Linked DNA regions of Homo sapiens: region 1 is linked to region 2. A link is an interaction called in ENCODE POLR2A ChIA-PET data of the cell type or tissue named here. Cell type or tissue: CD4-positive, alpha-beta T cell. All regions are shown on one strand. Each heading gives the region's core, and the rest is flanking DNA. Links, peaks and the distances in the headings are about the cores only. Region 1 overlaps BPGM (bisphosphoglycerate mutase). Region 2 holds the start of TMEM140 (transmembrane protein 140).

Evidence for each region. Peaks named below come from ENCODE experiments on the same cell type or tissue, not always from the same donor. Only the 100,000 strongest peaks of a DNase experiment are listed, where the experiment ranks them.
Region 1: POLR2A ChIA-PET joins it to region 2 with 10 read pairs; 2 of 35 experiments call an interaction of 5 or more read pairs at or near these places.

The regions. Positions count from the first base shown.
Region 1 is chr7:134,667,121-134,672,506 of GRCh38, forward strand. All of the region lies in intron 2 of BPGM (bisphosphoglycerate mutase), which reads left to right. The region is part of intron 1 of LOC124901750 (a long non-coding RNA gene); the gene reads right to left. Among named protein-coding and RNA genes, the nearest start is that of BPGM, 23 kb to the left of the region's middle. In CD4-positive, alpha-beta T cell, for the core only: no CTCF peak of the experiment used is centred there; DNase peaks (open chromatin) are centred at 2,471 and 2,921; H3K4me3 peaks cover 1,007 bases; H3K27ac peaks cover 1,723 bases.
Region 2 is chr7:135,145,611-135,150,996 of GRCh38, forward strand. TMEM140 (transmembrane protein 140) reads left to right here and starts at 2,462. Exons shown (of 2, transcript NM_018295.5): 1 at 2,462-2,660. It also overlaps a transcript of CYREN not described here. RefSeq lists an enhancer at 2,241-2,740. In CD4-positive, alpha-beta T cell, for the core only: no CTCF peak of the experiment used is centred there; DNase peaks (open chromatin) are centred at 1,841 and 2,541; H3K4me3 peaks cover 2,916 bases; H3K27ac peaks cover 3,502 bases.

The DNA of each region.
Region 1 (5,386 bases), core at 132-5,131, 480 kb before region 2:
GCTAACTTTTCAAGACTCAAAAAATTAAGTGAATCTCCCCTACTGTTTAGGGGGGAAATAAAGGTTTTCTTTTATAGGAAGGACTGCTTTGCCAGTTCATGTGTATGTGTTTATGGTGGTACAAAATATAAGTTACCATCTTAATTGCCAATTTATGCTTACTATCAAGTTACATGATCATACATGCCCATTTTGTGGTTAATGCCTGTTGTCCGAATGTAATTATTAATAGCATCTCCTTTTACTTTCAAAAGTGCCCCAGTCTGGATGATAAATTATGTGGTTACCTCACTATAAAAATATTGAGCTGGGTGTGGGGTCACGCACCTGTAGTCTCAACTACTAGGGAAGCGGAGGCAGGAGGATTGCTTGTGCCTAGGCTTGAGATCAGCCTGGACAACATAGTGAGACCCCATTTTAGAAAAATAAAAACGTAAAAATGAAGACGTTAGCTTTCACTACTGTTAAGAATTGAATCTAGAAATGGGCATAACCAGGGTTTTATATTTCCTGTAAGCACAAAAGTTGCTAAATTTCTTTGCATTTATTATAAAAGTAAAAACACTTGTGGCTGCAGATTCATCTGGTTCCAAGCCGTGCTTTCTAGAGATGTTTATGTAAACTTCTCCCATATAAAATGGGCTCTTTCAAGGGACTGGAGTAATTTTTCCCTATTTTGTCTCTAAACTGCTTGACAAGCTAAAAAAGTTTTACCTACTGGGGCGGAGTGTGGTAACGGATAGCATCAATGACAGCATACTGTCCTATCAGAAAAATACTTTCTTATTGTTTGAAAACTAGGGTGGGAAGAATCATGACCCCAGTTAAATAACTAATTAGAATATTGGTCTATGCTGAAATCTCAAATTGCTTTAAGATCTTTCTACTAAGAGTATGCTAGTATTACTCATCTCCTCTTAGGTCTAGTCTTAGAGGTGTCATCCATATACCTCAACAGTAAAGAGTGTTGGTTCTGAAGATGTTAGTTGTTTCTCAGATATTTGATATTATGACACTGTAGGCAGTCATATCCTGACTGATGCTTTCTCCATTTGTGGAAAAGAAGACAGGTGCTGTTGGAGGAAACTGAAATCTAAAGAGACTCTAGATTCCTTGGCCGTGATCATGGTAATTAGTTGGCATCAAGAACTCTACTCAAAACTCAGTTCACTGAGGCTCCACACACAGTTATCACCTGGGCTTTAAAACTTTTTTCTAAAAGGTAGCCTTTCCCTTGACCTATTCTTTGTTTGGAATACTGTGTTTTAAGAAGCTGAGTCAAGAACATCCATGGCAGGTAAACTATAAAAAGGTAATTTAATGCAACTAATTGAGTCTTAAATTATTACTGCTGTTATAACATTGTGGTCTGAATGGCACACTCTAGCATAGCTATACGGGATGACCTTTATTCAGTGCATACTGCATGCCAAGCACAGTTTTAGGCATTTTACGTACACATGTTGTTTTATGTAGGAACTAGAACATGGCTCTGAACTCACTGGAAAGCTATGGTTCAATACTGCGTTTTACTTTGCTGTTTAGTATATCCTGGTCATATTTTTTATTTCATTTGATCAATCATTGATCACTAAGCTGTTTTGCTTAAAGAAACTGCTTTAGTAAAAAGAAGCAAACTATTGATACACCCATCATCATGGATGAACCTCAGCTGCATTTTGCCAAGTGAAAGAAATTGGGCTAAAAAAGCTGTGTATTGTATGATTCCATTTATGTGCCATTTGGGAAAATATAGAACTATCGGGAAATAACAGATTGGTGGGGTAAGAGTAGGCTGCTGGGGGCACAAGGAAATTTTAAGGGGTTGATAGAGCTGTTTTATATCCTGATTGGTTATTACACTACTGTATGCAGTTGTCAAAACTCATAGAACTGTATGCTAAAAAGGGTGACTTTTGCTATATGTAAATTATACCTGAAAAAAGACTTGCTTTATCCAGTGAACTCACCATTGCCTTAATTGGGACCTTACCTTTTGTTCACAAAGGTAATAGACTACATTAGTCAATTAGGAGAATTAAGTGAAGGGTTGAAGGTTTGCTATATGCACCTATCTGTGCCTTTGAAAACTAACCTGGAGGGCATTTGTTATGCTTTCTCAAGGCTTCAGGAGCCATCTGGTTCTGACTTTAGCACCTAAACCATGGTCATTATAGGGAACTGCCTTTTAAAGTCCTTCTTCATGAGAAGTTATGTTTGAGAATCTTGCTAATGTTATAGGTTGAAAGCTCCTCTAATAAAGGTTTTTTTTATTTTTTTATTTTTTTATCCCAGACTATCTCTGCTTATTATCATCAATTTCTTTAGCCTTAATTGGGCCTTCCATCCCCTCCTTTTTCTCTTGTAACAACCTAGTCTAGGAGCGGGTCAACAAGGACCTCCTGGAGTCAGCGCAGATGAATGGTACACTGAGAGGCAAGTGATACTGATTCGGAGCTAGATAACACTCTTGTATAAGAATTGCAAACACTGAAACCACATGTCAGTGCCTAAGACAGGCTTCCTGGCTGATGGGGATGACCTCTCCCCTGTCAAATGACTTATTTATATAATATCTCTGCTCATAAATCATATATGCTTTTGAGATTGCTTTACTTTTAATCTGATGATAGTTAATGCTTTCGGAAGAAGTCAAAACAAGACATACAGAATATTATATAGTAAAAAAATGCCTACTTAAGGGACTGCTTTACTGGCTTTTAGAAGTACCATTATTATGCTAATAAGTCCAGGTTAAAAAGCAGGGCCCACCTCTGACTGGTTCAGACACACTTCTCACAAAGCACCACCGTGAAAACATCTAACGCAGACCTAAGTATCTGAAAGCATCCTGTACTGTAGCGTTCCAGACAGGCGTGTGTTTCATTCTCTGTGGTTGGCATAGTCACTTCCTGTTTGTTTCCTGCTGGCGCACGTCCAAGGAAAAGCCAGGTACCAAACTGAAACACTGGATGTAGTCTGCATCTTGCCAGAGGAAATGGATTGTTTAGTCTGGGTTTAAGCACAGGACGAGGCAGTTTCAAGTTTGGAGTAAGAGTGACACACAAGACACTCATGCAAGACAGACTTGATCCCTGAAGACCTGTGTGCAGCTGCATACATAGCAAGGCACAGAAGTGCTGAGATAAAATTAGAGACTCAGGGAGGAAAGGTCAGCTGGGACTAGCTGTGGGGACGGGGACTGATGAGTTGGTTACCTTTGGCATTTTAGTGTGATATTTTCAGAAGCAGCCAATTCAGGCCTCGCTTCTGTGAGGCAAGTAGTTGCCTATTGGTGTGGTTAAGCTTTCTTTTATAATAATTGATTTATAGAACCCTTTATTTTTTAAACATTATAGGCTATTTTAACTATAAAATTAAACGTAGAATGGATTCTTCTCTCTGCCTTACTCTAAATTAGTGGCTGTTATTTTATCGTGTTATTCAAATCACCCTAGCATATCTTTACATATATAGTATTCAGATCTTAAAGAATTAAAATTAAAAATAGATCATTTATGAAACTCTGAATCTCTAGTTTCAGCTCTTATTGGCCATAAAGGAATACAGAACTCTTATCACAGATTGTCGGTGGGGTTTGAATTGTGACTTACTTGACCAGGAGAGGAAAGTGAGGAATGAATGGGTGGCACCTTATTAAATGAATGAGTTGACTGGAGTTGTTTCCCTTTTTTTTCTAATTCCAAAGAGTATACACTACCGAATTGGGGTTTCTTCTTTCCTTCTCATCCTGTAGCGAATCTTTCTGTCTCTCTGACCATCTCTTCTGGTTTTCTAAAATTCAAAGATTTTGAACACTTTGGAGAAAATCAAAGAACATCTAAAGCCATTTAATTTGAATTGTTTATTTTATTGGCACTAGATGTAAACAGCTTTTTGTTCAAGGCTAAGATTCTTTTAATTCTCCTTTTTTTTTCTTGGTAAGGTCATAGGAGAGCACAGTGTTTAATCAAGGCTTCAACAATAAAAGACTAGATTTAATTTGAAAACCCAGAGAGTTCGAATTTATTCAATTCAGGTTTGCACCTAGGGTTCACTAAATCAGGTCTTGTTCATGGTACAAGGGATATAGCACCTATATGTGAATGAGACACACAAGGTCCTTTTGTGGAGCTTTTAACCTCTTTCTGAAATTTGTCTGTACTGTACCTCTGACAAAGTCCTTAGGGTGTTTTCATATATAGGCTTTATGTTTTAGGATTTTTAAATTAACATTTTGTTCTTTTTTTTTTTTTTTTGAGATGGAGTCTCGCTCTGTTGCCCAGGCTGGAGTGCAGTGGTGCAATCTGGGCTCACTGCAAGCTCCACCTCCCAGGTTCACGCCATTCTCCCACCTCAGCCTCCCAAGTAGCTGGGACTACAGGTACCCGCCACCACGCCCGGCTAATTTTGTTTTTGTATTTTTATTAGAGACGGGGTTTCACTGTGTTAGCCAGGATGGCCTCGATCTCCTGACCTCGTGATTGCCTGCCTCGGCCTCCCAAAGTGCTGGGATTATGGGCATGAGCCACCACACCCAGCCTAACATTTTATTCCTTATAGCCTTTAGTTATATGTAAAAAGTAGATTCACATAATAAATACAGCTGTAATTACTTAGTGGATCATATTACTGAATAATTTCTGGACCCTAGCAGCCAAACCATAAAAGTGTTACTTACAGTTGAATAAACATTTACTAAATCTTGCAGTGGGTAAAGCACTGTGTTGTAACAGCATGGGTGATACAGAAATGGATCAAACATTGTTCCTGCTCTCAAGGAATTTATAATCCTGGTGGGAAAAGTGAGCATTTGCACAAGCACCTCTACCAGGAGGTGCTTTAGTAGATGTACAGTGTACATAACAGTTTGTCTTTGGTTCCTGTTCCTGCTATGGTGACTTAGGGGAGGGGGTTGGTAGGTGCAAATTTGACTTCCTGAAGTTATTCCTCTATGCAGAAAATAAAGTTGTTTGACTTTCTCCCCAATTTTGGCCTTGAGCTACTTCCTGGACTTATTACCCCAAACTTTCATTATTTCTTCCTTAAAATATCCCATTATTTAAATTGACTGCAGTTAGCTCCTAGGTGCTTCTACATGAAGATTCGATACTTAAAGGCAGACTTTAAGTATTTAACACAGACTTAAAGACTTTAACACAGACTTAAAGACTTCAACACAGACTTAAAGGCAATGGTGGACCCTTAAAGACAAGGGTAGCTGTGAAGGGAAACACCACTGAGTTCTCACCCTGCACCTGCTCCTCTCCACCCTACTGTAGAACACAGTGCCTTGCCCATTGCAAGAATTTAGTGAATGTTTGTTCAACTGTAAGTAACACTATTATGGTTTGGCTGCTAGGGTCCAGAAATTATTTAGTAATAT
Region 2 (5,386 bases), core at 225-5,224:
TAAGCAATAGAAAACCAAGCAAGCAAACAAACTTTTTAAAAAAAGCAATTATCTTCAGAGAAGATCAAAAGTTATGCAGGATAGGAAAAGTAATCTTAATTTTCTACATGGCTCAGCTGCTGTAAATGGTATTTACAGGCACACCTCGGAGATATGTTGCAGGTTCTGTTCCTGACCACTGCAATAAAGCAAGTATTACAGTAAAGCAAATCACACGAATTTCTGGTTTCCCAGTGCATATAAAAGTCATGTTTATACTATAAGGTAGCCTATTTAGTGTGTGATACTGTTATGTCTAAAAAAACCTAACGGACATACCTTAATTTAGAAATACTTTGTTGCTAAATAATGCTAACAATCATCTGAACCTTTGCCTTCACAACATAAGGCCTAACATTTGGCTTATCTTTGCTTTCACAATGCCTTCCTCACTAAGCTTAATCATTTCTAGTTTCCAATTTTAAATGAAAGACATGTGACACTTCCTTTCACTTAAACACTTACAGGCCATTGTAGGGACATTAATTGGCCTAATTTCAGTATTATTGTGTCTCAGGAATAGGGAGACCTAACGTGAGAGAGAAATGGAGGAACGTCCAGTTGGTGGAGTGGTCAGAACACACGGTCAGAACACCAACACAGAGTTGGTGGAGCGGTCAGAACTGAATTATCAATTAAGTTCACCGTCATATGGGTGCGGTTCATGGCACCCCAAAACAATCACAATAGTAACATCAAAGATCACCATAACCAACATAATAATAATGAAAAAGCTTGAAATGTTGCAAAAGTTACCAAAATGTGACACAGAGACATGAAGTGAGCAAAGGCTATTGAAAAAATGGTGCCAATAGACTTGCTCGATGCAAAAATGCCACAAATCCTCAATTTGTAAAAGATGCAGGATCCACAAAGAGAGATGCACAATAAAATAAAGTATACCTGTGCATATTCCAATATTGTAAACACTGAATATTGATTTAAACAAAACTATAACCAATTTGGATAGAGGAGGAAGAGAGGAAGCATACTTCTGGAACATGCAGTGGGGAAGAAGAAAGCTAAATCTTCACCTTTTATGGTTGGGAGTCAGTAGATTATGCCTGAAACTGAAAAATCAAGAAGTACCAATCCAAGCATGTTATTTAGAGAACTGAGGTAAATGCCTAAAGAATGAGCACAGGTGAAAGTGCTTGCCTCTGAAGAGGAAGAAAGGGAGAGTGTGGGACTGCCGATTTTCGTAAGTTTTGAAAAACTGACTCTTTGAAAACTAGGTACATGATAACCTTGAATAAATTTCATAAATATAAATATGTTTCTATCTCTTCTATATCACTTCACTCACCAGTATTGAGTTTTCAGAGTAACTACTGTATATTAGTATCTAAAAGTTAATTTTCTGTCTTAAAGGCATTAATATGGATGCTAGACTAAATATACAGAAATTCCACTTTTCATAATAATAGCTACCATTACTATGGTCCCAGTATTGTACTAAGCACTTATATTATCTCCAGTCCCCAGAGCAACCATGCAAAGTAGGTACTGTTTCCATTTTACAGATAAGAAATTGATGCTCAAAGAGATTAAATAATTTGCTAGTATGTAGCAGAACTCTCTGATCTCAAAGCCTCTGTTCTTCCTTCCTCCTGGATCCCATCACCTCTTTCTAGAGTTTGCGTTTAAAAGAACTAGGGGCAGGGGGAGGGCAATGTAGCAGTTCAAATAACTCCTCCTTTGGAGGAAGGGCAAGGAAGCAGAAGAGAACCGCTGAAGGATTCAGCAATAGCACTAGGTAGCAGTCTCATGTAACCAAGTTTAACCCACAGTTGAAATTTCCAGTTGGTCATGTGAGCAACGGAAGCAATTTTTAAACTCTGGCCAGGAGCCCCAATGCTTACAAAAATAAAAGCTTTGTTCGGCTCTTATTTTGAAATAAAATAGATGTTCCAGCTGCTCCAACATGGGCCTAAACACTGCAGTGAGAATGCTCAGGACACAAAGTTTTGTGTCCAGAGAAGCCCAGTCATCATTACAAAATTGATCTCTAAAAGGGGTTGGGGGACAGACGGCATAGCTGCTTCCCAAGGAAATGAGTAGGAGGTGACCTGGGTCCTGACTGCCACACTGGCTGGGAGCTTGGACCAGATGATCCTGATGGGTTTCTTCTGAATAAAATTCCGGGTTGTGTTTATCTTGCAGTTTAAATCACTGGGAGCTTCGAGAGTTCTTTGGCTCCTTCCCTTTCTGGAATTATTGTGTGATATAATCAAGACATTTACCTGGCTCTTTAAATCAGTTGGTTTGCCGGCTACAGTGTAGGTAAAGAGTATGTCATAATGGACAATAAAAAGTTGTTTACATACCTCATTTCTGAAAAGTCATGGGCCACTGGCAAGTTAGGAAACGAAAGTGAAATCAGCTGATAGTGACATCAGTCAGAACAAATGTACCAAAGTTCAGAGAGCTGTTTACTAGGCACGACTGCGAAGGCAAGGGGGCACCAGCTCAGGACTGCATCTGCCTGCCATTTCCCTTCCACTCCTCCTTTCTGGAGTCTGACATTAGAAAGCCAGCGAGAAGGAAGATTCAAACAACCAACCCTGATTTCCTGCTTCTCCTTTTCATGAGTGTTCCTGTGGTCTCTGCACCTCCTTTCTGTAAGTACCGATCCTGCAAGCATCACAGCTTACCCAGACGTCTACTACCTTGTAAGACAATTTTGTTTTCTTCTCAGATATTTCATGTTCTGGCAATCCACATAGGGGAACTCACTGGTTGTTCAGTATCTGTGACCCTCCCTCGCTCATGTCTGTATAATCTACATAATCTACCCCCTTTACTCTCTGCTCTCCTTCCTTCCACTCTTCGGCATCAACATGTGTAGCTCTGGCCTCAAAGATGATGAAAGTAAGGCCAGTATAACTGGTTAGAAACGATGCAGGGCTGACTGCACACAGCAGAGTCTTGCACGCAGTGTGTACAAGGACATGGCTGTGGCTTGTGCAATACACTGTTCATCAGAAATAGGTAAACAAAAGCAGGTCACCGACCAACACTAACTAAACCACTATTCAATGGTAGTTACGAACACATCATAAAACTTTAAAATACACACTGAAGATTAATATCAACAGAAAAACTTGTGTTCTTGCCTCAAAGAATGGGACCTAAGAGATGTTTAGATCTTATGTTAGTCATTAGACCAGATTGCTCCTCATGCCCCAGTGGAAATCCATGGTGGTATTTTAGTTCTCTTGATGCATATTTTAAGAGATTTTTTTTAATGTGGGCTTAGTTTCACTAATAACTTCCACTATGCTTCTTCGCCTATAAAATCAAAGGCTCCTTTGAAAGAGGGAAAAGACACATATTTCCTTCTTCCCTCATGATAACTGAAGAGCATTTTTCAGTATCCACTTACCATACCCCATTCCCCAAAATCTCAGGTCTGAGACTCAGTCCATGAGATATTTTTTCAATCTTGCACATATTCCCCTTTCTCAACTTTCTTTCCAGCTTAGTCCCTGCTTTATCTAATTACTAAGGCTGTTTTGAATGCCTGTTTTATAAATTTCTTTTTTTTTCATAAATGTAGCACATAATTCTAAAAATATTTTACTGCAAATAGAGAACAATTGCCTGTAATGTCACCACCCAGAGCTACCACAGCTAACATTAACATTTTCAAATACTTCTTTAGTCTCTTTCTCCTATGCCTCTTTATATGGATGTAGTCACACTATGTAGAGTGATTTTATACCTGCTTTTTCTAAAAGATGCATAGTATTTTATCCTTGATACATCATAGTTTACTTCTGATATTGGACTTTCAAGCTGCTTCCCATTTTGTGCCAAAAGTAATGCTGTGCTGAACATTCCTATGTATAAATTATTGACTGGATTTCTGATTGCTGTCTTAGGATAGATTTATAAAAGTGGGCCAAAGAGATATGACTATTTTTAGGGTTTTTAATGTTTATTGCCAATCTGCCTCCCTGAAAGTTTGTACAAATGTTCACATCCACCATCATTGTGTGAGAATGCCAGTTTAACCATATTTTTGGTATCATCAAGTGTTTTTACCTACAGTGTTGATAGGGAAACTCTGGTTTTTTACTTGGCGTATCTTTAATTACATTAGAAAAGTTACAGAATTTTTTTTCATGTTAGTTAACTACTTTGCATTCTTTGTGAATTATCTCTTCATATTTGTCCATTTTTAATGAGGTGTAATGTTTTTTGACAGTTTGCGTAAACATTTTAAACATTAAGTACATTAATCATTTCATAGTTGTGGTAGATATTTTCCATGCTCATTGACTTTTAATTATATTTATGTTGTTTTTGGTGAATAGAAATCTTTATTTTAGAATAGTTAAACCTGTGCAATTCTTTATTTGTAGTTTCCATTTGCTCTTAAGTTCCAAATTTTATTTTTCACTCATAAATCAAATATATCCTTTTTTCCAGATCATTGATTTTTTTATCTGGTTTTACCTTTCACTCTTGGATCCATGTGAAATTTATTTGGGTATGTGGAGTGAGATGAGGACCTAAAATAGTTTTGTTTCTCTTTTCTAGTTAGCTGATCAATTGCTTCAGTATTAGTTAATGAAGAACCCTTTCAGGACTCAAAACAAATATCTCTTCTGAAGAGAGGCTTTCCCTGACCCTATAATCTAGTCATCACTTCCTCCTGCCAGTTTCTCTCTCTCACTCACCCTGTTTATTTCTTTCCCAAACCTTTTCAAAAATTATAATTACCTTTTAAAAAATACATTTGGTGTTTGCCTTCCCAACTAGAGTACAAGCTCAATGAGAGCAGGCACCTGGTTTGTCCTGTGTGGCACTGATTCCCCAGGGCCTCTGATTCAGGGAGTCATCCAAAATGTGTCACTAACAGAGTTACAAGATGAAATGCTGACCCCACGAGTCGAAGTGGGTGGCAAATTGCCTTTGTAATTGCGGAAGAGAGGGCTGGTGCGGGAAAACTAACCATTGACAGCCAAAGGCAGTCACCAGTTTCTGGTACTACTGATTCTCAAACTCTGAATCTTGTGAATCTTGGCCGCCCACAAACTGGACCGTGGAGTCCTGCCAACAGAAACCAAATGAGATTAGCTGGACGTGGTGGCAGGAGGCTGAGGCAGGTGAATTTCTTGAACCCGGGAGGCAGAGATTGCAGTGAGCCAAGATGGTGCCACTGCATTCCACCCTGGGTGACAGAGCAAGACTGTCTCAAACAAACAAACAAATTAAGATGGCTCATTTGTAGACATTTTCTCATTTTTAAGGATTTTCTTCTCCCTCTAAACTTTTTGTAATCTTTGTTCCCACTTGGATTATCTGCTAGTGAGAGCTAATAGTCAACAAAACAATTGCA